Regions from separate parts of the Mus musculus genome. Here all the other regions are linked to region 1. The links are chromatin loops, found by intact Hi-C in ENCODE. Cell type or tissue: heart. All regions are shown on one strand. Region 1 holds the start of Hipk3 (homeodomain interacting protein kinase 3). Region 2 holds the start of Caprin1 (cell cycle associated protein 1). Region 3 holds the start of 4931422A03Rik (RIKEN cDNA 4931422A03 gene). Region 4 has its middle 2.0 kb from the start of A930018P22Rik. Region 5 overlaps Fbxo3 (F-box protein 3). Region 6 holds the start of Cstf3 (cleavage stimulation factor, 3' pre-RNA, subunit 3). Region 7 holds the start of Qser1 (glutamine and serine rich 1).

Region 1 (4,000 bases):
ATCAGAAAGAAAAAAATCTTTAAAAATTTTTCAAACACCAGGCAATTAAAATCTGAAAATTAAGTTAAACTGTTTTTAGTACCCCCATTTGAGAGGCTGTAGTTTACGGGGGGGGGGGGGGGGGAGACCTAAAATAGAAAAATAAAAAACAGATCTCCAAACAACTCGGAGGTACATAGAAACGAAGACTGGTTTTCCAGCTAACTTTTCCAGCCCTGTGTACCAGAGAGATAACCAAAACAAAGTAGACCCGTAAAACCATGAGTTTCCCTGTAAACTGGGCCATAATCTGAAACCTAAGGGGGGCCGGGGAGGGGGGGGGGGGACCGGCTGCTGCTGCTGCTAATAGAAGCTCCTTATAAGCTGCGAACTGACAGGTGGAAAAACAAATTCGCCAGCAGCAGGCCAGCCAGAGGTTGTGAAAACACGGTTCAAGGACCGAACATGTTGTGACTACTCTGTAACAGGTCCAAGGTAATTTACGCACACACCCTTCAGCGCAATTCCTCCAGCACAGATAAGACTGGGAAACAACAGGCTTCCCCCAAGATCCACATACCATTTTACAACAGCCGTCTCCCCCCAGACAGGAAAACAGACATTCTGGTCCCGAGTCCTTTCCGCTGGTCTCCCCACAGCGCGAAGGGAAGAGGGCCGCCGCCGCCGTAACGAGAGAAGCCGGCAACAGCCCCGCCGCGCGGCCGCCACGCCTTCCTCCCGCCGCCGCTGGGGACGCGAAGCCTCGGATCACATTTCTCCTCCCCAACAATCACACGCACGCACGTCTCCAGAGTTGACACCCTCCAAACCCGCCGCCCCGCGACGCCGGTGACAGGGCCACCAAGCCTCCGCGGCGCAGCCACGGGGCTGGGCGCTCCGGCGGCGGCGTGCGTGCACGTTGGTCTTCGCTCCCATCAATGAAAGGAACGAGGTCTCCGTAGTGACGGCCTAGAGCCGCCGAGCCGAAACGGGGGGCCCCCGTGGGACCAAACAAAACTTCGGTTGCTGGGAAGAGCCGTTGCGCAACCTAGGCTTGGGGGAAGGCCCGGACAGCCCGGCGCGGCCAGGGCGGCTTCCCGGAGGCTGCGCCAAGCGCGCGCGGAAAGCACGCGCAGTCCCCGCGTACGGCCTCCTCGGGCCTGGCTTGGCGCCGGCCTTCGGGAACCGCCCGGGCCGGCCGCACTGGACAACCGGGCGGGAACGGAGAGCCGTCGCTCCGAGGGTTCCCCCGGCCCCCGAGGCCCCGCGACGGCGCCGAGCTACCCGCCCTTGCCTGGCTTCCTTACCTTCCTAGAGGCCCGCGCTCTCCCCGCTTCGGGCGGCCGCAGCCCTGAGCATGTCCGGGGTGGGTCGCGGGGGCCGTGCGGGGACCCGGAGCCAAGCGCTTCAGCAGGCGGCGCCACCCAGCCGGGGCTCAGCCCCTCTCGGCGGCCGCTGCCATCTTGTCCTGGCGGCTGAGAGGAAACGGCGAAACACCCTCCCCCGACCGCTGCTGCTGCTTCTCTGGCTGCCGATCGCCGGGCCCGTCTCCCTCATCTTCCTTCCCGGGGACCTGGGGTGGGGACCGCTCGACTGGGGAGAGGGGCAGTGACAAGCCGGCGGGCCACCGGGGCCTACGGGCAACAAGGGATGCAGGGCCCGCGGTGCTGAGGGCCCATTTCCCCGGAGTTGAGACGAGGACGAGGGCTGCTTGCGAGGCCGCGTCGCCCGGGGCCTGCGGCTCGGACTCCTCGGGGCGCCGCGCTGCCGGCAGTCGTCACCCGGGCAGCTGCGGCAGGCCGCCCCGATATCGGGCCCCTCCTCCGCGCGCCCGCCGGCCTCGGCCGCCGCCTCCGCAGCGCCACCGCCCGCTCGGCCGCTCTGAGCGCCGAGCCCGGGCGGCCCCGCTCGGGTAGGGCCGCGGCGCCTCCGCGAAGCCCCTCCCCAGGGTCCGCCTGCAGCCGCGCCCTTGACGCTCGCAGCCCGCCAGGCGGCCCGCGCGGATCCAACCCTGAGCTCTCACGCCATCCCCTCCAAGAGGAACGGCTTCCGTCAGCCCTCCTCTGCAGTTCTGAACCTGACTCCGGGCCCAAAAATACACATTTAAGGGACAATCCTAATACCCAAAGGGGTTCAGATGCGGAAGCAGGATTCCACAGGCCTTTCCAGGTTACCCCATCCTAATTCTCTTCCCACCCCTTTAGAATCTGTTTCTTGGCATCTTAGGAGTCTAAAAACGCAGAAAGAGAATGAATAATCTAAGCCTAAAATAGGTCCTTCTCGCTCCCCCATTCCAAAACAGCAGGAGACTTGTCACACCACGTCAAAGAATGAGGGACGGACTCTCTTGGAAGTTTTCCAAGTGCACCACCACAGTGGTTGAGAAGCTGCCCACCTCTACGTTGATAATTCTCCATCGAGTTAGTTCCACACCCAAGCTAGTTTCTTCGCTCCTGGAAACTAGGAAATCGACAGAATGGTCCATTTCCACCCACGTAACCATAGAACCATGGAATTTGAGATGAAAGAATCTTACTGATGCATAGTCCAAACTCTTATGCTAAGACAAGGGTTTAGACAAGTTTCGATGACGTGAGCAAGGTTAAAGAGCAAAGCTTTAGTCTCCACCCCTCTCCCCTCCATCTATCTCTCCAGAAAGCATCTATCTTCGAAGCAACCCATCATTCAGTAAACCTATTTTGCCACCTGTTTCGTCTGGGTTCTAAACTAATATTTAACGTTTCCGCAACGCAAGCACCTCTGTCTCTATAATGGAGATGTCCTTTGCTTTCTTCCTTTACTAGAAGGACTGAGCTTGCCGATGTTATTTCTCCACACATATTCTCCATTGCAGCAGCTGGGGCTAAAGGGAGGGTCAACTCGCTGGGTAGATACTAGTCCTTTACCTATTGCCTTTCAAACTAGGACTGTGTAGAATGTCTTTAAAGGGGGAAAGGGTATCCCCTCGAGGCCACTGATAATCCTTTTTCCAGTGACCAGTGTTTTCTTCAAGATAGGAGTACAGTGAAGACTAAAGTAGAAAAGCTAATGACTGATTTTTAGAAAAGGTGTATGCATGAGATGGCCACAGTGATGCAAGTCTCTATTGCCAGCGCCGGGTAGATGGACAGAACCGGAAGAGGCTCGAGATTACCCTCTACATCCAAAAGGAGGGCAATGTCGGAGCCATTCTTTATTCTTTAGCATTTACATTGGATTTCTTTTAAGGCAATAATCTGAAAACCAAACACAAATTATTGCTAAAAAAAAGAGAGAGAGAGAGAGAGATAGAAATCTACACTAATAGAGAACTCTCTCCATTAGAATTTACTTTTCACAAGCAAGCATATCTTTTGCAAGCATATCTCTAGCCTCCTAATGGAAGACTTTCCTCATTTTGCTACATTTATGAAGAGGCTGGAAGTGAGCTCCCCACCCCCCTTCTGCTGAGTAGTTCACTCCACCCCACCCCCTTCCTATGAATTCCAGGAAGGATTTCTGTCACCTTTCTTTTAACCCTTGCCTTGCCAGTGACTAAATATAGTACCTAACTTAAACCTTCCCAGTAAAGCTTGCTAGATAAATAGACCCCCTCCTTAGGGAACCTATTGTGTCCTAACCTAATCCACTTCGTCTCTTCCCCCCCCAAATCCGTTCTGAGCTGGAACATACAGATGGTCTTTCAAAACCATGAAGTGGCCTTTGGTTGTTAAGTTCATATTTTTAGAAGGATGGTTCTAAATGGGGTGTAGTGGCTCACTCCTGGTCCCTAGTACTCCAGAGCCTGAGCTAGGACGATCTTGCAGAGTCCAGGACCATGGGCTTCATAGTGAGTGCCAAGCCATCTCAGAATACAGACTGACTTCCTCCCGGAGTGAGGAAAGACTAATCATCCTCTCGTAGTTTCAAATATGTTTAAATACAGGCTACTTCTGACAGAGAGACACAGGCCTGTGACTCAGGAGCCTGAAGCAAGAAAACCTCTAGTTCAAAACAGTCTGGGCTACACGGTGAGTTCAAA
Region 2 (4,000 bases), 700 kb before region 1:
TTTCCACTACTTTTCTTAATCAGGGTAGAAATTTACTTCTACCCAGACTCTTCCTCTAAACTGTGTTGGTATACGGTCCTACACTAAACGCATAAAACAAAAAAGCCGGTTTAAGTAATCTAACAGTATGGTCCAGAATGGCTAAATATTAAAGCCAAAACAGTGTGGGTGTGGCTCGACTTTTTGGGAGGGGGGGCTAGGCGGGGCTGCTGCCTGGTCTCTGCCCTCCCCCTCTGCTTTCGCTTTGTGCTCACAATGCAGCTCCTGTACAGCGCTTCCCTCTCCCGCAGCCGCCGCCATGTTAGACACTCCATGTGCCCAGAGACCCAGAGGCAGTCTCCAGTCTAAACTAGATCCACCTCCGAAAGATCAAGGAAATCTCCCTGACCCTTTAGAATGCTGAAGCGGTAAAAAATAATAAATTAAAAAGAAAAGGTCATGGCAAAAAACAACAACAAAAAACACTCATTTAAAAACTACCTCGTGACTAGGCTGGGCGTGAGGTTCCAAGCACCCAGACAATCGAAACAAAGGGGGAAACGTAGGGAGCCCATCGGAAGGGGGCGGGGGTACCCAAGCAAAGGCCCGCTTAACTAGGACTTGACGGGACTGCAACCCTAGTTCAGGTCTAGACACATATCTTTTCTTGGGAAGAGAGCCATTCCACCAGCCCCCAGCCTAGGTACCAAAGGCAAACGCCACAGTTACAAGGCATGGACCGCTCAACTCCACGAGCAATCGGGCCGGGCACACTGTTTCTTCCCCTTGGCCTCCTTCAAAAGTCAGGCCTCAGTTTGGGAGCATACCCAGCAACGGGCCCACCACCCAAGCAACCGGTCACCAGGCGGAAAGGCCCCGCTCAGCCTGATGTGAGTAACCGAGGCCTAGAGGCAGCGCCGCGTTGGGGTCAGGTGACAGGCACCTCCCCGAGGCGCCCGTTTTCTGGGCAAGGAGCACCATCCACCGCCGGGACCGGTGTAGGGCTGGAGCCACGAGCCCTCCCTCTCCACTAACTCCTCGCACCTTTTTCTTCTCCAGGTTCCGAAGTTTCTTGTCGATTACGCCGAGAATCTGCTTCATGGCCTCGGTCTGGACGGCGCCGGTGCCGGTTGCCGGATGCTGAGAAGCCGGCGCAGCTGCCCCGGCCGCCGCCTCACTCCCGGAGGAACCGGACGGCGGCGGCGGTCCCGACGATTTGCTGCCGCTTCCGCTGTGGCTGGTGGCCGAGGGCATCTTTAGACCGAGAAGAGAGGAGAGGAAAAAAGCGGGAGGGAAGGACAAGACCAGCAAGTCAGGAGACGGACGGGGAGAGACGCGGGACAAAACGCGCAGCGGGCGGGCGGGCAGGCGGCTACGCGCGCGCGCGGTGGGGGGAGGGGGCGGCGCGCGCCGCCGGCAGGAAGGGGCCCACGGGCACGCGCGCGACCCGCCAGCGGGGCGCCGGGCCGCCCGCCCCTCCCCCCTCCCCGGGGCACCAAGCTCGCGCCGGGGGCGGGGCCTGGCACGGCCGCCGTCAACCGCCAGGGCAACGGTCCCCATCGGGGCAAGTGGCACCCGTTGCCTTGCGAGAACGAGAGGGACAAAGGTCAGGGCCAGGGGTGGAGAAGGGCACTTGGAGTGACCGGGTTGGGGGTGGGGGTGGGGAGGCCCTGAGCGAGCCCTCCCAGCCGCTCGGACCGCTCCGAAGGTAAAAAGGACACCCAGGTACAGCGGCCTTCTTCCCCTTCGGCGCCTTTGATCCGGGATGGCGCTCACCGTGCGCGCGCGGAGCCGCTGGACGTCTGGAGTGGGCAGCCGAGGGGGGCAAGGGTGGTGCTGCGTTGAGAACAGAGACGTGCGCTCCGTGGGCGCAGGCCGCTTCGCCCTGTCCCCGCGGCTCTGAGCTGCTCCTAGTGGGACAAGAGCCGGCGCGGGAGGGACTTAGCCAGCCAGCGCTCTGCAACGAGGGGGGGCGGGAGCAATAGGGAGCGAGGGCCTTCAAGCCGGTGAGGCTGCCCGACTGGAATGCCTGTCGAAAAAAGGTCACCGGACCGCGCCTCCCGTCGGGCCGTGTCCTCGGCGCCAGGTTCCTGTCCCTTTGCATATCTGGAAAGTACCCTCACGGAGACCGTTATCCCAGATCCTTGAGTTTTGAGTGAAACCTAAGCTGGGGTCCTTCAGGCGAAATCTCTTGACATCCTAACGGGGACAATGGGTGTCAAGCCTCAGGCTCTGGAGCTGAGGACTGCCCCTTGTAGAGCCCTTATTTGGTGGGAGTGGGGGTTGGAGGGGCAAAGGTTTCTGCAAGTAAGGGGTGCGTGGGGTGGGTGGTGCAATCCCAGCTTCTAGAATTCCTTCTGTATGGAGAGCATGCAAACTCACCCTAAAAGGTCTGAGAAAAGGCAACTTGCCACATAATAATTATACAATAACCTAGGCATGGAGAATGAACATCCTTCATGGCTTTTTGATCTCCTTAATTACCCCAGTCATGTTAAAAACCCGTCTTCTCCTACCCTGAGATAGATAAGTACGCCCTATCAGGAATTACTTATCTTTACCCGATTTGTTTAAGATTTTACCCAAAACTTTAAAGACTATGCAAGATGCCGGGAGGGGGTGCGAGGGGGGCACTTTTTTGTCCAGGAGAATTATTTGGGGGGCGGGGGGGTGGTCAAAGAGGGTGGATAACGAGTAAAAGGAAAAAATGAGTGATCTAGAGAAAGGTACTAAAAGGAATATGATCCGTGGAAAATTCAGCAACATGATGTATGAGAGCAGTAAATGACCAATTTATAATTTAAAATCCATGAAAAGGAAATTTAGAAGAGGGTTCTATCAAAGAATTAAAATGACTAACACTGGCTGGCACCAGTATATCCTGAGGGAGCCTGGAGAAACAGCAGCACCCCGTGGCCTTGAGATACTCACTCCACTTAACTGTAAAGTCTGTAATCTGTGCTTTTAAGTATTTATCGAGCACCTTATGGCATGCTAGGAAATCTGCAGTGCTAGAGATGGTGAACAAAACAGCTTTTTTTTTTTCACAGTGTTTGTATTGGGAGGTATGCACAAAAATAACAAACCAAAGGAAGAAAAAAAGGTGATGGGGAATGAAAACCTTCCTGGGTACTTCTGAGCCAGGACTGGAGGAAGCAAAGAGAGCTTAGAGGAGGACCTTTCTAGTAAAAGAAACACCATTGAGCAAGATCTGAGAGGAGCTTGGTTAGTGCTCCTGCCTTTAATCCAAGCACTGGAGAGGCAGAGACAGGCAGGCCTCTTAAGCTCAAGACTACTAGACTAGCCTAGTCTACCTAGTAAGTTCCAGACTGAACAAGAGTGACATAGGAGAATATGGCAAAACCTTAATGTGTTTCACAGTGGCTAGAAAGAGTAAGAAAGAAAGCCATAAGCCGGGCAGTGGTGGCGCACACCTTTAATCCCAGCACTTGGGAGGCAGAGGCAGGCAGATATTCTGAATTCAAGGCCAACCTGGTCTACAGAGTAAGTTCCAGGACAGCCAGGGCTGCACAGAGAAACCCTGTCTCGAAAAACCAAAAATAAAAAAGAAAGCCATAAAGGGGCCTGGCTTCGATATTTGCTGAGTGACATAGGGAATGTTAATTTCATCAAATGTGGTTTAAATCACTCTTACTGTCATGGCAGTGCAGGCCTTTAATCCCAGCACTGGGGAGGCAGGTGGATCTCTGAGTTTGAGGCCAGCCTGGTCTACCCAGAGAGTTCCAGGACAGCCAGGGCTATTACACAGAGAAACCCAGTCTCAGAAAGCCAAAAAGTAAATTTTTAAAACCACCCTTACTGCTGTATAAAGAGTTGTCAAGAAATGTGTACTAGAGATGAGAGGCTAAAATAAAACCAGAAGCCGAGAGACCAAGGAACAGACTGTGGGAATGAGCCAGCCCACTGTAGTACAGTGAAGCAGAAGCAATGCAGGCAGGCGGATTCATTGTACATTGTAACTGTAGAGCAGTGAAAGATGGTAACCAGGGTCAGATTCAGT
Region 3 (4,000 bases), 470 kb before region 1:
ATAGCACACTTGACAGCACTGCCTTACCTCATACTCTCTCAAGCCAACCGTAGCTCCCAGCTTTCTTGTCCCACTAAGAAGGGCTCTTAGGTTGGAAAAAGGAAGATGTAATAAATACCAGAAAGTACTCGTGGCTCCTAAAAGACGGTGTTTTTATAGATGGAGAGAGGACACCTGTAGGCTATCATTTTAGAAGGATTCTTTAGAACTTGTTCTCAGTCAGTTCCTGCCCCACCTCCAAACAAGAACTTCTAGGCCTCTTAAGGAAGGGGGAATTAAGGATTAAAAAATGAATAAAAGCATGCATTTAGAGGTATATTTCCCTCCTTTTGGCCCCAAGTTTCAGTATGGAACTGTGTGATCTTGTGTTCATTTAAAATTTTAGTATTTTGTTCAGAGTTCTAGTTAGCATTAACTGTCAGTTTGACACAGCCTAGAGTGCTCTCTAGGGCTACTTGGGTTTGTCTCCTCCCCAACCAAACGTTATGGAGTGACCCTTCCACATTCTAAAGAGCAGAGCCAGTACTGTGTTCCTGTCAGTACTCTCCAGGCTTCAGGGCCAAGATCTTGTCCGTGGTAAGATAGGAATTGTGAATTAATGCCAGAAGGACTTACTGGAACATGGAACAGTCAAGCCACGTAAGTGACTGACCTGTGACGTCTTTTGGATTTCCCAAGCCTCTCTCACCACACAACCCCTGTGAAACAAACAGAAAAGAATTTACTCCTTGTTCACCACCCATCATACCTGTTCCACACCCACCCTCCATAGCATCTTTACAAAGCTGAAGAATTGCACCTTCCCGTCCTACAGTGGTCTCATTCACTTCAGCCCCCATGCTTGGGGTACTAAATCCAAATTTATAAAATAAAATGTAAAGAATTCAATTTCCTTACTTTTTACTTGTAGGCTGAGAATTTGCCATGTCAACCAAGTTAAAGTAGTTGAGAGAAACTCGTCAGAAGGGCAGGCTATATCATACCCTCCTCTGTCTTGATGTTAGAAATAAATTTGAGGGCTGGAGAGATGGCTCAGCGGTTAAAAGCACTGACTGCTCTTCCAGAGTTCAAATCCCAGCAACCACATGGTGGCTCACAACCATCTGTAATGAGATTGGATGCCTTCTTCTGATGTGTCTGAAGACAGCTACAGTGTACTTACATATAATAAACAAATCTTTAAAAAGAAGGAAAGAAGAAAGAAAGAAAGAAAGAAAGAAAGAAAGAAAGGAAGAAAGGAAGGAAGAAAGAAAGAAAGTTTGAGGTTGAAAATTGTTGGGAGCTGACTCTTAGCAGAAACTACTACCATCTCTGCAGCCATCGCGGGCTATTTACTTACAGGTTGGTACTTTTCCACCCTGATGAGAGACTTGTTTTCCTAGCATGATGTTTTTGCAAGCAGCCCACCACAGCTGAACACACTATAATAATATCCTGTTTTTCTCAGACACATCCTGGACTCCCCAGCTTGTGCTTATATACCCTGTCTTGTTTCCATTCTTCGAATCTCTTGCCCCTCCATCCCCACTCTCTCCCTTGCAGACAGACCTGCAGGCCGGTTCAGAAAAGAAAGAGACCACCACTCCAACTATTGTGTCTAGACAAGACAAATTTATGTTTATCAAGAGGGTGTGCTCAGAAGGTTAAAAAGAATCAAATTCCTTGTCCTAAACACAAGTTTTATAGCACTTGGTGGAAAATACTCACATTTGATTATTTCTTACACTTAAGTAGTTGGAAGAAACTTTCTCTGGGACCAGTAGGTTTAGAAGCCTGGTGGTAAGGGCTTGGGCAATTAACATTTGTTGGACAAGGAATTTATCCAGAGGTCATTTTCGGTTTTTTTGAAGGACAGTTTTTTGCCTTGTGGGCCATGGAAGAATTATAACCTCCCTATCATTTCAAAGTTGGAATGCCTTCCCCTGTGTCTCTTTCCCCATCATTCCTTCCTTGCTAAGTGGACAGGGCTCAGAGCAGCAATTCCGAGTGCAGGTGGGGGTGAGTGGCAATGGGAGTCCGAGGCTGGCAACAGAGACCATGGATTGGAAATGAAGCAATGGGTTTGGGACCCAAAGGCCAGGTAGGGTTAGTGTAAGATTTAGGGAGAGGCTTTGAGGATACGAGATATAAAATGCGTGGAAGAAGAGACCAAAGACTCAGAAACAGACTGGCAGGGACAGCAGCGCCCCCGCAGGGCTGACCGCGGGGTGGGCGGGGCATCCCGGGGGCGGGGCTGGGGCCGGGTGACAGTTACATAACTAACCTGTGCTAGCGGCCGCCGAGCGGTTCGGGCGGCGGGGGCGGGGGCGGGGCCGGGGTGGTGCCAAGGCTGCAGCGGGCCGGGCAAGATGGCTGCCGTAGAGGCCGAGACGGGGCTGCTGACCCTGGAGTCGCTGCCCACCGACCCTCTGCTGCTCATCTTATCCTTCGTGGACTACAGGGACCTAATCAAGTAATGGGGCGGTGCTCTCGGCAGGGGTGGGAACGTGGAAGGAGGCAGGGAAGGAGGCCCGGGGTCGCTGGCTGGACGTGGGCTCCCTCCGCAGCAGGGTGACTGCAAGGCGGCCGTTATCCCGCATAGCGCCCCGGGGGGCTGAAGGAGACTCGGGGGAGCGGTCTGGGCATCCAGGTCTTACCCCTGCCCAGGCCTAGGTCCCCGGGAACTTAGCGCCCTCTCCCTCAAGCCTCGGCTAGGCCGGGTTGCGGAAGAGAGAGGTGGCTCCCTGGTCCTGCACCCCGCGGACCCTCGCTGGCCCTTTGGGGCCTGGTCTAGCGCTGTGGAAAGGCCACTGTCTCGGCCCACGCGCATCCCTGTCGCGCCTGGGGTCCCTGATGACCAGAGCCCTCGTGGGCAGGTAGAACGCGCGCGAGAAGGCCTGCGACCTTCTGACTCTGATGCCATCGTGATCGCGGGCAGCATACACTTTGTCTTGTGTCGGCGACTTTTTTGGCTGTCAGTTTCCCTTTTTATGGTGGGTGGTTGGATTTTGGGTTTTGTCACCGACTTCCGGTGAGGCCTTACAGGTGACTGCAGTTACCTTAGGGTTTCCCAGATGACCAGCATTTACTCCAAAAATAAACACCGGGCATGCGAGAATTCTTTCAGAAACCAGGACTGTTTTAGCGTGGAGGGACAAATGGTCCTGCCGTGTGCCCCTTTCTTGTCACCCTCACCCCCTGTGTCAGGATTGTTTACATTCTTGACCGCATAGCCTGGGTTTCTTGTGCTTCCGTATATATTTGTGGAGGCTGCAAAATGGCCCTCTCACATGGGGAAGACACACTTTTGGTTTTTGCTTCATTACTGGAATCTGGGCATCTATGTCCTCTGTTTTTAGGGGCCTTTAAGAGGTACAGATTTCTTGGAGTTACAGGTAGCTAAGTGGTGGCAGAGATATTTCCTGGGTTTTCTGTTATGGCCTCCACTCGTACCTGCTAAGACATTTGTCTTTCCAAAAAACACACTTCCCCCTACTCAGCCTGTACTAACACACAGAAAGTTTTTCTGTAGGAAAGGTTGGCCAGCTCAAATGTATTTCATCTGAAATAGTTTATTGCTATAACTTCTTATTTAGATAGCCTTCTTTCTTTGCTTGCTTGCTGCCAGAGTTACCTTCTAAAGACCAATCTGGCTGTCATTTTTCTTAAAAGCCCATGACATCCCTGTTTACAACACTGGACCCTGAACTTCTGCAGTATTTAAGGCCCTTACCCAATAGCTTATTATCTAAGGCCTTTCAGGCCTCTCCTCCACTATCATATTTTCTCAGCCCATCAGATGGCACAACACTCGCACATGGTTGTGTATGCTCAGTTCCCTGTCCGGAATACTTCACTCTCCTCAGTTTAGCAACCTTACTCTCCCACTATCTTCTCCAACTAGAGTTTGTAGTAATAAAGTGTGCATTGCTAGAGTGTAAAGATATTTATTTTTGTATTCATCTGCTCAGGTTTGTTTGTTTTGTTTTGTTGAATGTCTGCCATGTGCCAGTTAAATGTA
Region 4 (4,000 bases), 370 kb before region 1:
AATGACCATATTGAATGCCTTACTTTCTGGATGAGTGCCTACAATGACCTGTTAGAAACAAGAATATCACTTTTCCCCCAGCTACTGGGTAGGTCCAGAGCCCCTGGCAAAGGGGAAGGCCAGCTTATGTGCTGCAGGGGATGATTGGGAGGGAGCTCAGGCTTCCTAGTCTATGGAGTGGGTATTCAGCCTCTGTGATTATTAGCACCCTGGTGGGTGGGTGGGGACATTGCTCTTCTTGGCCTTGCTATTCTTGACTCCTTAAATCCCAGCTAATCTGGCTGTCAGGAAACCTTTATGTGGCTGTGGTGGCTGGTAGTGACTCCTGTTGGGCCACACTTGGAGTTTTGAGTTGTAATTTGTAAACTCTACTAGTATGAACCCAGTAATAACTGGTGATTAATGAATGACCTTTCAGCAGGGAGTGCAGTGCCTGTCTGAGACCTCTACTCCCACTGTATGAGGGATTGAACCTGGGGCCTTGTGCTCTTGTACACTGCCAAGGCATTCACAATAAGCTACAACTCCAGACCTGTTTTATTTTGAGATAGGTTTTTGTCATACTGCCTAGGCAGACCTTGAAACTTTGCTCTTCCAGTCTTGGCCTCTTGAGTAAGCTTTTGTTTCAGGCCTATGCCATAAATCTCAGCTACAACCCTAGGGCTTCTTTTGTGCCCGGCAGTACTGTAAGCATGCTAGCCCATGGAATTCTTCTCAGTTTTCCATATGAATAGTATTGCCTATACCTAAATCCATCAAGTATTTGCAGATTACAGATATAGATCACAGATGGTACCTACTTCCCAGGCTAGGCTATTGGGTTTAAGCAGCTCTGCCCTGGGATTATATAAGTCCTCCCCTTACTAGTCCCTTCTCCCATGTTCTGAGTTTTTAACTTATTTGACCAAGTTTCTATCTGTTGCAACCAAAGCGACTTGGCTGAGACAGTTACTGGTGAAAAGGCGTAGCTGATGGGAACAAAGCCCTGTGCTATAGGAGGCTGTGAGCAGCAAGTCTGGGCATCGTTGGTTATGCTGAAGGGACCTGCTGCCACGGGAGGTTTGACTCCTTGTCACTTGGTTTCTGGTCCCTCCCTTCTAATAACAGAAACTTCTGTTACCTTTTGGGAAATCACATCCATCATATCAGTCTTTGGAAACTATTAATGAAAACTCCCACAACAAAAAACGTAAAGAACAGGGCATGTTTTCCTCCAGAGTGTCTGTCAGCCAAGTGAAGCTATTCGAGGACTAGTGAAACAAAATAAATCTGTTGTTCTTGAAACTGCGCCTTTCTCCAGTATTCAGCTACAAACTACAGACAACCCAACTTCAGAGAGAGTGCAATCAGATCTGATTGTTTTGTTGCTGCACATGATCCAGAAATAAGCAGCTGCTAGCTGTGTTTCAGTTGCCCAACACTGATTGGGCTGCTCTATATTGGTGGTATTCCTGGGTCTTTCCCTCACAAACACAGTCACTATAGACCTTCCGGCACTGCATCCAAGGCAGAAAGAGATGACGGGAAAACCGTGTTTTAGTTTTCCTTACTAGGAAATTAAAATCATTCTTATAAGACTCCCCACTGTCTGTCTTCTTGTTTGTATATTCTGGTTGGATCTGGATCTTGTAACCAGAAAGTGTTACAAGAATGAATGTGAGCTGCAAGAGGAACGGGGAAAGCCAGAGTTTATTTTCTCCAGCCTCTGTGGGTGAAGGAAGCAAAGGAAAAGGATTGGGATCGCACCACACCGTCACTGGGACACCAAGCAGCAGCACCTGCTGGCCACCGGCCGCACTGTCCATCCTGCCCCACTATAGGGCTCCGCACTTTCCAGATGTAATTCTCAAGCTTTCAGTTCTGTTAAGGTTGCCATACAGGCTTTGCTTTAGGCTGGGTAGACTTCAGCTGGTGGTGCTATTTTTGGAGTTTCTGGAAACCATGGGGCATGGAGCCTAGCTGGAGAAAGCCAACCAAAGTCAGCACAACTTTTTGTTTTCAGTTGATGAGGTTTCCATGGGTGTCTGGGCTTCCAGCTGCCTTTATACTCTACTCCACTGGCCTCACTCTCAAACTTCAAGTTTGTTAACTTGATAATTTTATTTTATTTTATTTTTTGCTACCTCCACAAATACATCTACCTAGAAAACAAACATAAAGGCTGGACTGCATTTTTGAGAACGTTTTTCTGAAATACTGGGAACTGAGAAGGAGATGGGAGTACCCCAGCCCTCATGTCCACACCAGCACAATGGTTAATTCAGATTAGTAATAAAAGGCTGTTTTGTGTTTCTTAGAATAGCATGGCCCTTAGATTATGGCACAAACAACCTCCAGAAAGAGCCAGCCTGCTGCCAGGAAGAGGGACTTGAAGATCAGAGGCCAGGAAGACAGCCGTAGCCTTGCCATGGTGGGACACAGAGTCCCTTATAAAAACAGGTTCTTGATGTCACAGATGAAAGAATTTTAAAAGCAAGACACAAAAGGGAACTTGAGGGCAATGTATTGGAGTTAGAAAGAGAAAACAACAGGTCATGCAGCGGGAGGGAAAGATGCCCTCTTTGGTTCACAAGCCAGAATGTGCCCATGTTCACCAGCGACCATCTGCAAGCAACTAGATGAGGGGCAGATGATGACATATATAAATATTTCACTAACGGGAAAGCTGCTCTTGAGCACACCTACTTTATATTTCATCATTTAGCTCAGGTTCCTCTTGTTTGAGTAATAAAATATCCTTTGCTCTTTGATGCAGGAGGTGGAGGAGGGGCTCAGACCTATTTTACAAACAACTAAACAGTGCTATTGAAATGGGTTAGTCCGGTACGAGCATTGAGTGCTCCTGCAGAAGACCCTGATCTGATACAGTCTCCGGCACCCATATCCTCCTGACCTCTGTGGGCATCTGAGTGCACACACACACACACACTCATGGTTCCACACACAATAAAACTTAAAAAGGAAAAGAGAGAAAACATGTACATGTCCAGCGACATGCTAGGCATGGTGATGCTCGTCTCTGACGCCTGCCAGGTAAGAGAGACAAGAGGATTGCTGGAATTATGTGGCCGACCACATGGGAAGTTCTAATCCAACTTGGGTTACACAAAAGCAAACAACCAGCCTCTCCTCCAAGTCAAACTGCTTGCCCAAGACTAGCAGTCTGGATATCAGACTCCATCTTTTGCTGCCCCACCCCATGTATTTAGCACATATCTGTATACACAAGTTCGCTCACGGAGCTGAGCCTGCGCTTCCATGACCTCCAACCCTCCCTGCTCATTCCTGCAGGTGATCATTAAAAGAGTAAGCAGCCTGAAGGAAATTGACTTCTCCTTAGTTACTGGCTCATAGTTCATAAAAATGAGCTGTACATGTCTCTTGGACAGAACATCCAGTTCTCAGGGATGGGTGTGGTGTTTGAGGTGGGCCCCATAATTTCCTTTTGGTGTTTTGCTGCCTGTCAGCTCCTGATAACTTATGTGTTCAGAAGAGAATTAAACTGCATTTCATAAAAAAAAAAAAAAAAAGTTGTTTGCCTCAGGGTCATTACAAACTCAGACTGCTTCCCCATTTCCAGAATATTCCATAGCATCTCTACATTTACCAGAAAAATTTCCTTTTCTCCCTCTGTAGAGAATGAAGTCAGCCACACATTTTTTTTCAGTTTCTAAATAATGAGTCAAGATTGCTAGGACAAAGGGTCTGGTTGTTAGGAAATATTTTCCACTCCCTGATAAAAGGAGAAAGCTGAATTTCTCTCTCAGCCTCGGCCAACTCTGTGTGCAGTATTAGCAGCAGAAAAGAATTGAAGGCTTCTGGGAGGAGTCTAGGGCCCGAGACTAAAGTGTGCCTGGGCTATTTTGGGGCGGGTAGTGCAGGGCAGCAGCTGCACCAAAAGAGGTCAAGGACGATAGCTTTGCCCGAAGCTGACTCGTGGGGCGGGGCCTCTGCTCTCCAGAGCTCCGCCTCCTAGGGGCGTAGCTAGAGCGAAGGGTGG
Region 5 (4,000 bases), 460 kb before region 1:
GTTCAGTCACACACACCTGTAACCTCAGCACTTGGGAGGTAAAGAGACAGGGATCATAGTTCATGCCAGCCAGAGCTACGTACTCTGTTTCAAAAGGTTTGTTTCCAACTGATACCTTTTTAGAAGTAAGTTGAAACTTACTTTGTACTGATATACTATTCATATATTTTGTTAAGAACTGGGAAACTTGAAAAAATTAGGCAGAAAGTGAGAAAATAAGTGACCCTACCATGACAGTAGTAACTATTCATTTTTTAAAATGTATCATTTCTTGCTATCTAGTTCTCTTTGTAGCCAAAAAAATAAGTTAAGAAAATAAAAAGGCAGAGTTACCATAAACTCCCAATAAAGTGTGTTGGTTAATATCAAAACTACATGCTAAGCCAGGTTTGTGGTACACATTTTTAATTCTACCATTTGACAGCTAGAGGCATGTGGATCTGAAATTCAAAGCTATCCTTACCTACATCGATAGTCGAAGGCCAGCCTGTACTACATATGACCCTATCTCAAACAAAGGAAAAGAGAAAAAAAAATGTTAATATCATTTCAAAAGATTTTTTAATCTTGTTTTTTAAACCTAGGGAAGAAAAAGCCGGGAAGAGTCAGTGCTGGAGATCCCTCTTCATAGAGACCTACTCAGACGTGGGGAGGTACATCGACCATTACGCCGCCATTAAAAAGGCCTGGCGTGACCTCAAGAAGTACTTGGAGCCCAGGTGTCCTCGGATGGTTTTATCTCTGAAAGGTACTGGCACACAGAGTCCCCCGTCCACATTTTAGTTAGTCAAGAAGGAGTAGTTTAAATAACTTCAGATCTCCTGTGTATCTGACTGACCCAACCTCTTCCAGGTCACCATTCACACTTTACTAGCCAAGCAAGTGTAATGCTGATATTGTTAGAGATTTTTTGATTGGTCTTGGAATCTATATGGTTATTAAAATAAAAAGCTGAACTACTTCATCATTATATTTATTTTACACACACTCTCTCTCACACATACACACATATATTATATATATATATATATATATATATATATGATGCTAAGATTGTTTGAGAATAACCATTATGATTTATTTTTATTTTTTGCAATGATGAGGATTGAGCCCAAGGTCTCATGCATTTTAGGCAAGTATTCAACAATGGAACTATACCACCAGTCCTAAAAATGATTGTTATTCTTATTGTCATGTGTATATTTTTGTGGTATGCATGTGTGTACACAGGTACACATGGATGTACATTCATGTGTGGAAGTCAGAGGACGTTACATGTCTTCCTGGACTGTCCTCTGCTCTGTGTACTGAGTTGGGTTTCGTCCTGAGCTCGCTGACTGGGCTAGTGCAGTAGCCAGTTTCCCCAGGTATCCCGTCTCGGCCTCCCAGATGCTGGGTTACAAGTTGGTTGCGTCCCACGCTCAGCTCATATGTGCTTCCTGGGATCCAAACTCCAGCCCTCATGCTTATGTGACAAGTGCTTTATTCACCGAGCCATTCCTCCAGCCCAAGATTATTTCTTTTTTTTTTTTAAAGATTTATTTATTCATTATATGTAAGTACACTGTAGCTGTCTTCAGACACTCCAGAAGAGGGAGTCAGATCTCGTTACGGATGGTTGTGAGCCACCATGTGGTTGCTGGGATTTGAACTCCGGACCTTTGGAAGAGCAGTCGGGTGCTCTTACCCACTGAGCCATCTCACCAGCCCCCAAGATTATTTCTTAATTGAAAACTTGTATCAGTACCCTTTCCTGTTTGTGCCTGTCAAATGTTGGGTCATTAGGCATGTAAGATAACTAAAAGAGTGAGAAAACCTTTTTGTTTGGTGTTTACAAAGTAGTGAAACTAAGGTTTCAACTGAGGCTGATCTGACCCCAGGATCAATGCTCTACTATATTGCCTAATTATGGCTAGAAATATTAATAAGGTATTTCAGTGTGATTTGTTAATACCCATGAGGATGCACTATTACTGCTCATCTGCTTCCCACCTGAAGTTTCCAGACTTACTCACTAGGTGGCGCCATGCACATGCTCTGGTTTTGGGAAGCTAGCGTTGGAATGTGTTCTTCCTGACTCATTAGAACCCATCTTTCTGAAATAGCATTCCCTTCTCTTCAGATTCCCACTGTAATGTCTCATGAAAATGTCACTTTCAGAAAAACCATGATGTGTTTATTAGAAGGCAGAATAAATGGTTTTAGTAGATGGAGTAGGGTGGGACCCTGGAGTCCCCCATTAATATCACGACAGCTTACCCTCTAAGAAGACCTGAGTAGTGACACTCCCCTAGCCTGGGGGTAGCTGCCTCAAGAGGACAGAGATCATCTGAACAGAAGTCTTCAGTGGTGATAAGTCAGATAGGTAATAGTTTATAATAACTGTTACTAAATACAAAGGTAGACACTCATTAGACACACTTTCCAAAAATCCTGTAAGGAAGATCATTATTGTCTTTTTGTGGAAATAGTACTAGTTTAGGGCATAAAAGACCAAATTTGCCATCAAAAGGTAAAAGGTAAATTCAGGAATTGACTTACTTTGAAAGTATAATCTTTACTTCAGTTGTGGTTACAGGGAGAGGACTGAGCCCATTTTGTTTAGAATATCTAAGGTCTCTCTTTTCCGCATGAGGGCATTTAGAGTGTGAGAGTGCAGTATGGTTGTTCTTTCCGACAGACTCATACCTCCTTGTTCTTTCGTCCTTTGGCATTCCTAGTTCCTGTGCCTGTTGTACATCTAGCTGTCAGATTTCTTGGCCACGTCTGCTCTAGTCCTAGGTGCCAGTTCTCAGGCTTGCCAGGAGTTTTGGAATCGGGTTAACTGGGAACATCTACAGTGCTGGGGATGCTGGGAATTTCAGGCTCTGAGTTCTACACTAAGTTAGGAACCTGGCTGCTGACTCGGGCCACAGTCCTCATTCAGCTTTAAGGTTATGTAGGTGTCAGGTTCAAGAGGAAGTTAGCAGCAGATAGGTGGTAGACTTGGGGTAAGGGTCATGGAGCATCCTGAGGTTAATTGTGTATTTTCAAATCATATTTTCCTTGTATATTGGCTTAGAATTGAGCTGGGAGTTTAGTAATCCTTTAAAGGAGCAGACTGTAAATATTTTAGAGTTGGTAGAACTGACCCATAGTTTCTGTGACAGAGACCTGTGTTTAACTCTGCTGTTAGTTAGTCTGTTGTTTCTGGGGAACAGCCTTAGACAATACAGAAACAAAAGGGAGTGGAAAAGGGAGTGGCTGGGTTCCAATAAGAAGGATTTAGCCTCTCAGCTATTATTTACCAAACCCTGATTAATTACTAGTACCTTCACTTCACATCAAAGAAAAGATACAAAGAGAGTTTAATAATTAGTAAGCAGCAGAGATAAACCCAGTCTTGGCTTCTGATAAATCGTCACAGCTTCCTCTCTGAGTAGCTGAGGGGAGAAGAGAGTAGGTGAGTATTTACTGAAAGCAGTAAGGCACTTTATAAATAAATATGCACATGACATTTCCCTCCTTCCACAGCTCTCGCTAGTGGGCGGCATTAGCTCATTGTTTTGGAGAACAAGGTCAGACAGATGCAATCACACACACACACACAAATACACATATTGAGGGAGGGAGGGAGGGAGAGAGAGTGAGTGTGAGTGAGTGAGTGAGTGAGTGAGTGAGTGTGAGTTCACTCTCCACAGTAAGTAGTAGGGCTAAGGTAAGGACCAGTCTGGCTTACTATAATATATTGTCTCTTCTAATCTTAATTTTACTGAAATGTAAATATATATTCCCTTATATCTTTCTGTTAGCTAGGGGTGTTTTTACTTCTTAATCTTACATATTAAGTAGTCTAACATGTAGCACATAGCATACAAATGTTAGCCTCTTTCCTTATCTACCATACTCCTCCTGGCTTTTATTCAGCTTGGTTTCTTTTCTATCAAACTCTTTATTTTTTACCTTTTCTTTTATATGTGTATGCAGAGTACGTATATGTACATGTTAGTGTGTGTGCCTA
Region 6 (4,000 bases), 96 kb after region 1:
CTGAGTTTCATCCTAGAGGCATTTACATTGAAAGGAGAGATCAGATTCCCATAGGTTGGCTGAACACACAAAAACAAATAATAAATGTAAAAAGAAAATTAAAATAGACAAAACCTGATGGGTGGTGGAGGCACATGCCTTTAGTCCCAGCACTCATGAAGCAGAGGCAAATAAATAGATCTCAGTGAGCTTGAGGCCAGCATGGACTACATAGGTTGAACTCTGTCTCAAAACAAAAACAAAACAACAACAAGAAAAAAAAAATCAAAAACCGAAACAACAAAAAGACAACACCCCCAACATGTAACATAAAACCTAGAGATAGCATAAACCAGCCTGCCTCCATTTTAGACTTGAAAGCCATCTTATAATAAAGACAAGCCATTCCTGTTTAAGATTGGATCTTTGTTTCTCACGGATTGGGCTATGCCTCACCTATTATTTTAACTACTAATGGTTTTATATGGCCTATTCCAGGAAATGGCAACCGCACCTTTGTTTCAGGGGGTAGTTCTGATCACCTGGCAACCGCACCTTTGTTTCAGGGGTTAGTTCTGATCACCTGGCAACCGCACCTTTGTTTCAGAAGTGTATTGTGCTCACCTGCTGTTATGATCACCTTCTTTTGACCACCTTGTTATTATCACCTGGCAGCCATGACTTTGTTTCAGGTTATGACCAGCTTGTTATGTTCTGCTTCGTAGCCTCTCTTATTTGCCTGCAAAATCTTCCATTTGACAACTCTCTACTCTTGAACTATAAACACCTGTATCTTCCCCACATCCAAGGCTGATCTCTTGGACCCAGACCTTAGAGACAGCCTGTGTGCATGAAAAAAAAAAAAAAAAAAAAAAGTCTTGCTTTAATTAACTTGATCATGATTTGGGTTGGTGGTCTTTCTCCTTGCATCTGTGACATTAACAATAACCTCTTTAAATGTTTTGATGAATACACGCACGCATAGGCGTGCACACACACATGCACACATATATACACATAAGCTATTTTATATTTCTGGCTTAATTTTGTGGCTATTTTTAGATTTATATATTTATCTTGTGAGTGCCTGTGTGTTTGTAAGTGCAGGAGTTTGCAAGCCATAGTGCATGTGTGGAGGTCAAGGAATAACTTCCTGGAGTCGGTTCTATCCTGTCAACTCATTGGATGCCAGGATCAAACTCAAGTTTTTTGGCCATCACGGCAAGCACCTCCACTCTTTGAACCATCCTGGCTCATTGTGGATATTTTTCTAAGTCAGTCACATCAGCAACAGTTTAAAAGAGTAACGCCCCATTGAGGGAGACTTCTGAAATATTCAGACTCCATTATCAAATGTTGCAGTGACTCAATATATGTACATTTGATTCATGCATCTATTTGCTTAAAAAGATATATGCATCTCATTGTATGGCCCTCGTCCGTGGGCTCTACACACCAGGCTGCCCTCAGAGATCCATCCAGCCTCTGTCTCCCGAGTACTGTGATTAAAGACTTGTGCCACCACCGCTCAATAACCTCCTGGTTACTCGTAAGCCAAATAAGAGCTTTTACCTTTTAAGTTAAATCTTAGCTGCTGTTGCTATTCCTATCTTTAGGCAAGGAAACAGAGACGCAGATAATGCAAATTGCCCAGTCTACTCCTCTATAGTAGGTGAGAAGTCTGGATGCAAAGCAACATTCCTTCGCCACTATCAACGCAATTTTGCAGATAAGAGATCGTGGTGAGACGCTAAACTAAAATCCCCGGTCTAATAGTGAACGGTGACAGCAAAAGTAAAAAAAAAAAAACAAAAAACAAAAAAACAAAAAAACAAAAAAACAAAAAACAGACTTGATGTGTTCCTCTCCTCCCCAAGAAAAGAAAACGTACAGAACGCGTTAGTAGACTCCTTATTCCCGAAACACGAGAGGTATTCACTAACTCTCAACGCTATTCCCTAAAATGGTCAGTTTGCCTGTACAGAGCGGATTGGCAGTCAGGCTTCAGCAGGGAGGAGCTCGGCTCTGCAACTCAGTCGTGAAATTCCAAGAAGCGCGGGAGCTCCCAGGCCAATCGGGTGGATCTTTCCGGCCGGCCTCGGAAATCTGGACAGCGGCGTCATCAGTTCCGGGCGTGACGTTAGCTCACGCACTGAGCCCGCCCTCTGGGAGCGCTCTGCGCTTGTGCACCTCCAATAATCCGGGAGTTAAGCCTCAGCCCCGCCCACTGTCCCGGAAGTGAATACGGAAGCGCCTCACACCCCCTCTGCCGGCTGGGGCGCAGCCATTTTAATTCAAATCTGAGTGGGCGGCGGCGGCGGCGGCGGCGGCAGCGGATTTGGCGGCGGCTTTGGCTCTGAGGGACAGGGGTAGTGTTCCTGGTTTTGGTGGGGTTTGCCTTTAGTTTAATTTTCCTTTTCTAGCTTCCCTTTGCCGGCTGGTGCGTACGTTGTAGTCCCCCGAGGCCATGTCAGGAGACGCAGCCGCGGAGCAGGTGAGGAACGGGAGCGGTGGGGCCTCGTGGCGACCTCTTCTCTCTCTAGCCCTGTGGGTGCGAGCACCCCGTTCGCGTGAGCAAGGGCCCTGAAGAGCTAGTGAGCCCGGGGATCGGGAGCGCATCCCCCGAAGTCTCCCAGGTTTGGGCTTCTCTGTGGCGTTCGTACGAATAAGTATGGGACTTAGACAATGGCAGAGACGTCGCTTCGCCCTGGCCATTGCAGTTTCTTCGGTCGGGACGGTGTATTTCATACCACTTTAGTGTTCCGGTAGTCCCAGATTGTTCTAACGTGTATCTGCGCTGGCAGTGTTTTCCTCGTCTGCCCCCCAGTCCTCTGTCCCCAGAAATAACGAAATCAGTCTGGAAAATTCGGCCCCCGAGAGAGCGAAGGTAAAAAGAGCCACGGCTCTTCCGAGCTTTGGGGGAATTTTGTGGATTCGCTTTCTTCCCCTCTCGTTTAGGAACACTTTATTTTTGCTTTTACGACCACGCAAACATTGCAGAATTTGGTAAACTGAAAACTCGAAATGTGCTTTAGTCACTGTAGGCACCATCTGTTTGGATGGTTAGATATGAATGATACATAAGTATTTTACAAATGGGACTTTTAGATAGGAGATCTCACCCTTTTGCTGTTTGGCTGTTTGTTTGTTTTGGATAGGTTTTCACAGTGTAGCCCTGACTAGGCAGGACCTTCTGACAGGATTGCTTCCTTGGCCTCCAGGCGTCCATCTCCATGTTTGGTTCTTTTGCTCTTTTATATCCTAAATTTTGTAGGCTAGTGTTTGGCTTTTACTGTAAAAAACAAAACTGAGTTTTTGAAAGGTGTGTGTTTTGATCTTGATCCACGTATATTTAGTTTTAAAAGAAAACAAAGTCCTAAATTTCTTATTGCTATAGCAATGAAATACGCTTGTATTTTTATTTCTTTTCTTTTTCCCAAATCCCCAGCTAATAAAATAGAAATTATTGGAGGTTGACAGATGAGGTAAAATAGGACTGTATGTTAATGAAGTGTAGGCAAATTAGAACTTAATTACTTTGGTGACTGAAACGCTTGAGGACCAATTTAATTCCAAGTCTTGGCAGTGCTTTTGCATTTTATCTAAAGTCAGGGTGCCCACGAATGCAGTGTCTTTGAACTATTTTTCTAAAACTGTTTATTTTACTCTACTCTTACCGGGCTGGCATTTTTATTTTCTGAAAGTGAAGGAGTGGTGTTGAGGTTTCATTGGATGTGTCTGAAATTCACTGTTTTATATAAATTTGTAAAGACAAAAATTTGCCATGCTTTTGTTTTAGAACTATGCGGGTTTTAGTTTTTGTTGTGGGTCATCCTGCTCCACCCCAGCTAGAGGTTGAACCCCGGGCCTTATGCATGCAGGGAAGCAATCAACCACTGAGTTAAAAGCCTTAGTAACACAGTGTGTGATGTTTTCTATGAGAACTGTGATGAGACTTTATAAACCTCCATTCTCCAAACCCCTTTTATTTTGACAGTTGCCCCTATGTAGGCCTGGCTGG
Region 7 (4,000 bases), 320 kb after region 1:
AAAAGTTCACTCGTGTCGTTTAAATCGTTTAGAAACCTGGTGAGATCACATAGGTACAAGGCTTCCTGTTGGTAGCTGAGGATGAAGTCATTACCAGCCAGGATTTCCCTGTTCTTGGGTCAGAAGCTATACCTACTAGATCGAGTATTGTTTAGGGGAGGCGGTTTTTAAAAAGTACCCCGCTCCCAAAGCCAGACCACGCCTTCCAGTTATCATTCGAATGTGACCATTTCAAAGTGTAGTACTGCTACACATTTCTCGCGAGCTTAAATAGCAAACAGGAGTCCCCATTTTGGGGTCTACTGCCCATGCTGGAGAGCCGCACTATACAATGAAGTGGAGACGGAGAAGCATGCTTTGGGTCTTCGACCTCTAGAGCCTTCTTTGACCACCAGCCCTCAACGCTTCCCAAAACTCAGTCACCCCCAGACACTGAAAGCCAAGAGGGAATCTTGACTTCCTGCCGTTGTTAAAAGCAGAGGAAACCCAAAAGCAACTTTGAACGCGTGGAACACTACATCACTATAAACATATGTCACCCAGCCCCTGCTTTGCATTCGTGTCCCGCCCTGGGGGTTCTCTTGCAGCCCAGTCATCCCAGGACCCCCAGTGTCAGCGACACGGCCCCGCTCCTCGTCATGCCCTGCCACCGCCCTCACCTTCACACTGCCGAAGCCCCCAACACCACATTGTCGGCCACCCAGATTCCAATACAATGGAATGTCACTGCCCAGGACTCCGCGGCGCCCCTTTAGGCCTCCCCGCGGAGTCAGTCCCGGTTCCCCAGATACCGAGGTCAGCCCGGAGCTTAAACTTTACCATGTGGGAGTCCAGCACCGAGAGGTGACTGCGCCCCTCCATCCCACCCAACCTTCCCTTTCTGCCCCACGCCCCGACCCGCCCCAGGAGCGAATCCTGCACCATGCGCCCCCTCCCAGCCGGGACCACCCGCCAGGAGTTGTCCACCGCCTCTCCCGGGAGCAAAGAAGGGCGCCTCGAAGGCTCCCCACCCGGCCTGGGCCCCCGAGAGGGGCGGGCACAGGCCCCGGCGCATCCGCGGCCTTTCCTGGCCCAGTGAGACCCCGCGCCCACCCTCTCTACCTGGCCTTGAGGCTGGGACTGCTGCCGCTGCAGCTGGGGCTGGAGGCGGCGGCCGGGACCCGGGCTTCGTAGGCCCAGGCGGGGGCAGCGGGCTGCGTGGCGGCGCTGGCGGGGGGCGCGGGAGGCTCAGCGAAGCCCGCGGGCGCGTAGTGCGCGTCCATGGCGGGGGCTGAGGCGGCGGGGGCGGGCGGGAGGCGCGGGGAGGAAGAGGCGGTGGCGGGAGCTGCCCCTCACATGGCGCGGCCGGGGGGCGGGGGCGCCTGGGCGGGGGAACCGGGCTGCGGCGGGCGGGCCTCGGCTCGGACGTCAGGAGAGCGGCGGCGCCTGCGGCCGGGACGCGAGGCGGCCACAGCGCCCGCAGCCCGGGCGCCCCATGTTGTTGGATTTCCCAGGATGCACCTCCCGCGCCCTCCGCCCGCTCGTCGCCCCGCCCCCCTCGGCGCCCCGCGCTGCTGGCTGCGGATTCGGGAGCCGGGCCGGACGAGGGCTGCTCCGTGGACGCCCTAGCGGTGAAGAGAAGGCCTACGCGCCGGAGCACCCGCATGGGTGCGGACAGGAGAGGGCTTGCCAGCACTGTGCCTGGAGTTCGTTACTCTGCGCTCCCGGGTTCTTTGAAGGAACTCAAACACTCGATTCCCGCTTGTGATTTCTTTCTCTGCGCCCCAAACCACAGACAAGGGACTGTTGCTTTGCAGTACTCGCTTCCTGCCCAAAGTTTGCTGGGCTTAGAGGATCTGGTTCCTGCTTCCTGGGGGAGATTTCTATTCAAATTGATTCAAATTCAAACGAATTTTGCAGCCCTAGCTGAATGGGCCTTTCCCAGGGGCACTTATTAACTGTCCCCACCCCCCACCTTGGGGATTTTCTTACTCTGGAGTTCAGAATCTTCTATCCCAAGATAAATACCGCCTCATCATTGATTAGTCCAACTACCATCTGGATGACTTTAATTACAATACATTCGAACTCACTATGCACTTTGTTGGGGCTCTCTGCTCAAGATGTTTAATCTCTGCAAGACTCTACCCAAACATTGCCTTATCGGACTTCTAAGCTGTGTGGTGTGAGTAATTTGATGACTTTGAGGTCGTGCCTACCCGAACTGTTTCTCCTTATGAGTAATGAAATTCAGGGATCATATGAATCGTTTGGCTTGTGATCCATAAGTTGAAAGTTAAAACTAACCGTGAAGCTTAGATTTAATGACTATCTCTCCTTTTAAAAAAAATCAATATTGGCTTAACACCTATCACGTGCTTAGCAAAGAGATCTCTCAAGATAAAGACTAGCACAAAGGTTTAAGCCAATCAGACAGGCGTAACGGAAGACCTAATAGAGCTGATACTCTCTATCTCTGGTGACTATCTAAACTTCTGTAATACCTGCCATTAGATCTGCCATCCCCTCCGAGACTGATTTTGTTCTGAGACTATGTTTTCCTCCTGGCGCCTTCATTCTTTTGTTTCTATGCTGTTTTTAGTGAAAAACCTTCTGCACCTGTGACTCTTGCAGCCTGGTCCCCCGGTGGGGAAGAAAAGAAAGTAGTGGTAATTTACAAATGAATTCGAAGGTGTGGACGCAGTAGACCTTTCCAGTTTTATGTTAATCTCATTAAGCATTTACCTAGGATATCTTTGGAAAGTGGTTTTCCTTGAGGAAGGAATTTGCCAAATCTCAGATCCAGCTGAGAAGTACGGCAAATATCCTCCTCCCTCTACAACATTTACTTCCAGCAGACTGGTGATCTGGAGTCTAAATGAAGCAAGTCTTCACAACTAGCTAATATATTTATAAGTACTTTTGTGAGCACTAAATTTTTGTCTCTGTGGAACGTGTGGGAAACGGAGTGGTATGCTGTAAATGTTTTATAGAATTTAGTTGGAGATACAACCAGTATTGAAGGGTGAGTTTACAGATTAAATCCAAACAAGTGGCAGTAAAACCTTTATAGTCTTTACAACAGTATGCAGTTTGTTTATACCACAGAAATCAGAGAAAAGACATTAAGGAAAAATTGTAGTAATTTGAAATAATATTCTTATTTCCATATATCTTCCTGAATAAAGTTTTGTTTAACCCAAAAACAATACGAGTATTTTCTCAACTGTTAGGTTCTTATGAATATCATTACTAAATAACTTTATATATGTATACATGTTTATAGGGCACAGTGTGGAACTCTGATACAGGTAAGCAAATATTTTAAAGTTGTAAAGCCATGTATCCTTGACTTTTAAACTCATCCTGAATGAATGAATGATCTTAAGAAGGGTGCCCCACCACTGCAAGCTTTGCATGTCTGTTTCAAGGTGCCCCACCACTGCAAGCTTTGCATGTCTGTTTCAAGGTGCCCCACCACTGCAAGCTTTGCATGTCTGTTTCAAGGTGCCCCACCACTGCAAGCTTTGCATGTCTGTTTCAACTCAAGCCTAACCAAGCCGGTTCAAGCCTGTTCCCGGATCAAAAGTTTAGAATGAGCGTTGCTTTTCTTGTTTTTAAATAAGAAATCCAGTTGTGTGTGTGGTGGTGATGATGTAGCTCTCAGAGAAAACTCTCACCTAACATATGCCCTGGGTTGAATCCCCAGCACTTCAAAATAATTAAAAATAAATATGACAAAATAGAGGGTTTTTGTTTTTTTTTTTAATTTGCTTTTTGGGTCTGAGTGTGGTGGTATTTGCCTTTAACCCCAGCAAGCAGATCTCTGTGAGTTCAAGACCAGCTTGGTCTACAAAGCTAGTTTCAGGATAACCAGGGGCTGTTACACAGAGAAACCTTGTCTTGAAAAACCAAAAGTAAATAATAAAAAAAATAAGGCTTTTATTTTATTATTTTACTTGCATGGATGTTTTGCCTGCATGTCAGGGTACCATGTATATGCAGGTGTCAGGAGAGGCCA

What was found. Hi-C counts contacts between places; a loop is a spot of excess contacts. Peaks named below come from ENCODE experiments on the same cell type or tissue, not always from the same donor. Only the 100,000 strongest peaks of a DNase experiment are listed, where the experiment ranks them.
Region 2: a loop joins it to region 1, with 4 times the contacts of the local background. A loop is called at or near these places in 3 of 42 quality-filtered maps.
Region 3: a loop joins it to region 1, with 2.5 times the contacts of the local background. A loop is called at or near these places in 2 of 42 quality-filtered maps.
Region 4: a loop joins it to region 1, with 2.9 times the contacts of the local background. A loop is called at or near these places in 3 of 42 quality-filtered maps.
Region 5: it touches region 1 in a loop (3-fold over the local background); 2 of 42 quality-filtered maps call a loop at or near these places.
Region 6: it touches region 1 in a loop (3-fold over the local background); 17 of 42 quality-filtered maps call a loop at or near these places.
Region 7: it touches region 1 in a loop (4-fold over the local background); 2 of 42 quality-filtered maps call a loop at or near these places.

Annotation. Positions count from the first base shown.
Region 1 is chr2:104,492,662-104,496,661 of GRCm38, forward strand. It overlaps Hipk3 (homeodomain interacting protein kinase 3), which reads right to left and starts at 1,828. Exons shown (of 16, transcript NM_010434.2): 1 at 1,287-1,828. In heart, CTCF peaks have their summits at 720, 1,387 and 1,976; DNase peaks (open chromatin) are centred at 440, 920, 1,570 and 1,920; H3K4me3 peaks cover 2,865 bases; H3K27ac peaks cover 3,652 bases.
Region 2 is chr2:103,795,708-103,799,707 of GRCm38, forward strand. Caprin1 (cell cycle associated protein 1) reads right to left here and starts at 1,933. Exons shown (of 19, transcript NM_016739.3): 1 at 1,756-1,933; 2 at 1,024-1,233. The coding sequence starts at 1,233. In heart, CTCF peaks have their summits at 1,574 and 1,775; DNase peaks (open chromatin) are centred at 264, 774, 1,504 and 1,934; H3K4me3 peaks cover 2,999 bases; H3K27ac peaks cover 3,207 bases.
Region 3 is chr2:104,025,515-104,029,514 of GRCm38, forward strand. 4931422A03Rik (RIKEN cDNA 4931422A03 gene) reads right to left here and starts at 2,847. Exons shown (of 5, transcript NM_175161.3): 1 at 2,264-2,847; 2 at 1,708-1,773; 3 at 616-698. The coding sequence starts at 1,709. Fbxo3 (F-box protein 3) reads left to right here and starts at 2,285. Exons shown (of 11, transcript NM_212433.1): 1 at 2,285-2,452. The coding sequence starts at 2,349. In heart, CTCF peaks have their summits at 2,181 and 2,381; a DNase peak (open chromatin) is centred at 2,247; H3K4me3 peaks cover 2,151 bases; H3K27ac peaks cover 1,628 bases.
Region 4 is chr2:104,118,720-104,122,719 of GRCm38, forward strand. No RefSeq gene overlaps it. Among named protein-coding and RNA genes, the nearest start is that of A930018P22Rik, 2.0 kb to the right of the region's middle. In heart, CTCF peaks have their summits at 1,799 (motif pointing left) and 3,934; a DNase peak (open chromatin) is centred at 3,292; H3K4me3 peaks cover 316 bases; H3K27ac peaks cover 2,845 bases.
Region 5 is chr2:104,033,012-104,037,011 of GRCm38, forward strand. Fbxo3 (F-box protein 3) reads left to right here. Exons shown (of 11, transcript NM_212433.1): 3 at 585-748. Among named protein-coding and RNA genes, the nearest start is that of 4931422A03Rik, 6.7 kb to the left of the region's middle. In heart, a CTCF peak has its summit at 2,011 (motif pointing right); DNase peaks (open chromatin) are centred at 2,020 and 2,790.
Region 6 is chr2:104,588,230-104,592,229 of GRCm38, forward strand. It overlaps Cstf3 (cleavage stimulation factor, 3' pre-RNA, subunit 3), which reads left to right and starts at 2,255. Exons shown (of 21, transcript NM_145529.3): 1 at 2,255-2,473. The coding sequence starts at 2,447. In heart, a CTCF peak has its summit at 2,225; a DNase peak (open chromatin) is centred at 2,122; H3K4me3 peaks cover 3,025 bases; H3K27ac peaks cover 2,955 bases.
Region 7 is chr2:104,815,499-104,819,498 of GRCm38, forward strand. It overlaps Qser1 (glutamine and serine rich 1), which reads right to left and starts at 1,198. Exons shown (of 12, transcript NM_001123327.2): 1 at 1,102-1,198. It overlaps 2310047K21Rik (a long non-coding RNA gene), which reads left to right and starts at 1,424. Exons shown (of 3, transcript XR_003953885.1): 1 at 1,424-3,004. Gm39898 (a long non-coding RNA gene) reads left to right here and starts at 3,333. Exons shown (of 2, transcript XR_866613.1): 1 at 3,333-3,372; 2 at 3,411-3,708. In heart, CTCF peaks have their summits at 1,633 and 3,999 (motif pointing right); DNase peaks (open chromatin) are centred at 593 and 1,513; H3K4me3 peaks cover 3,086 bases; H3K27ac peaks cover 2,992 bases.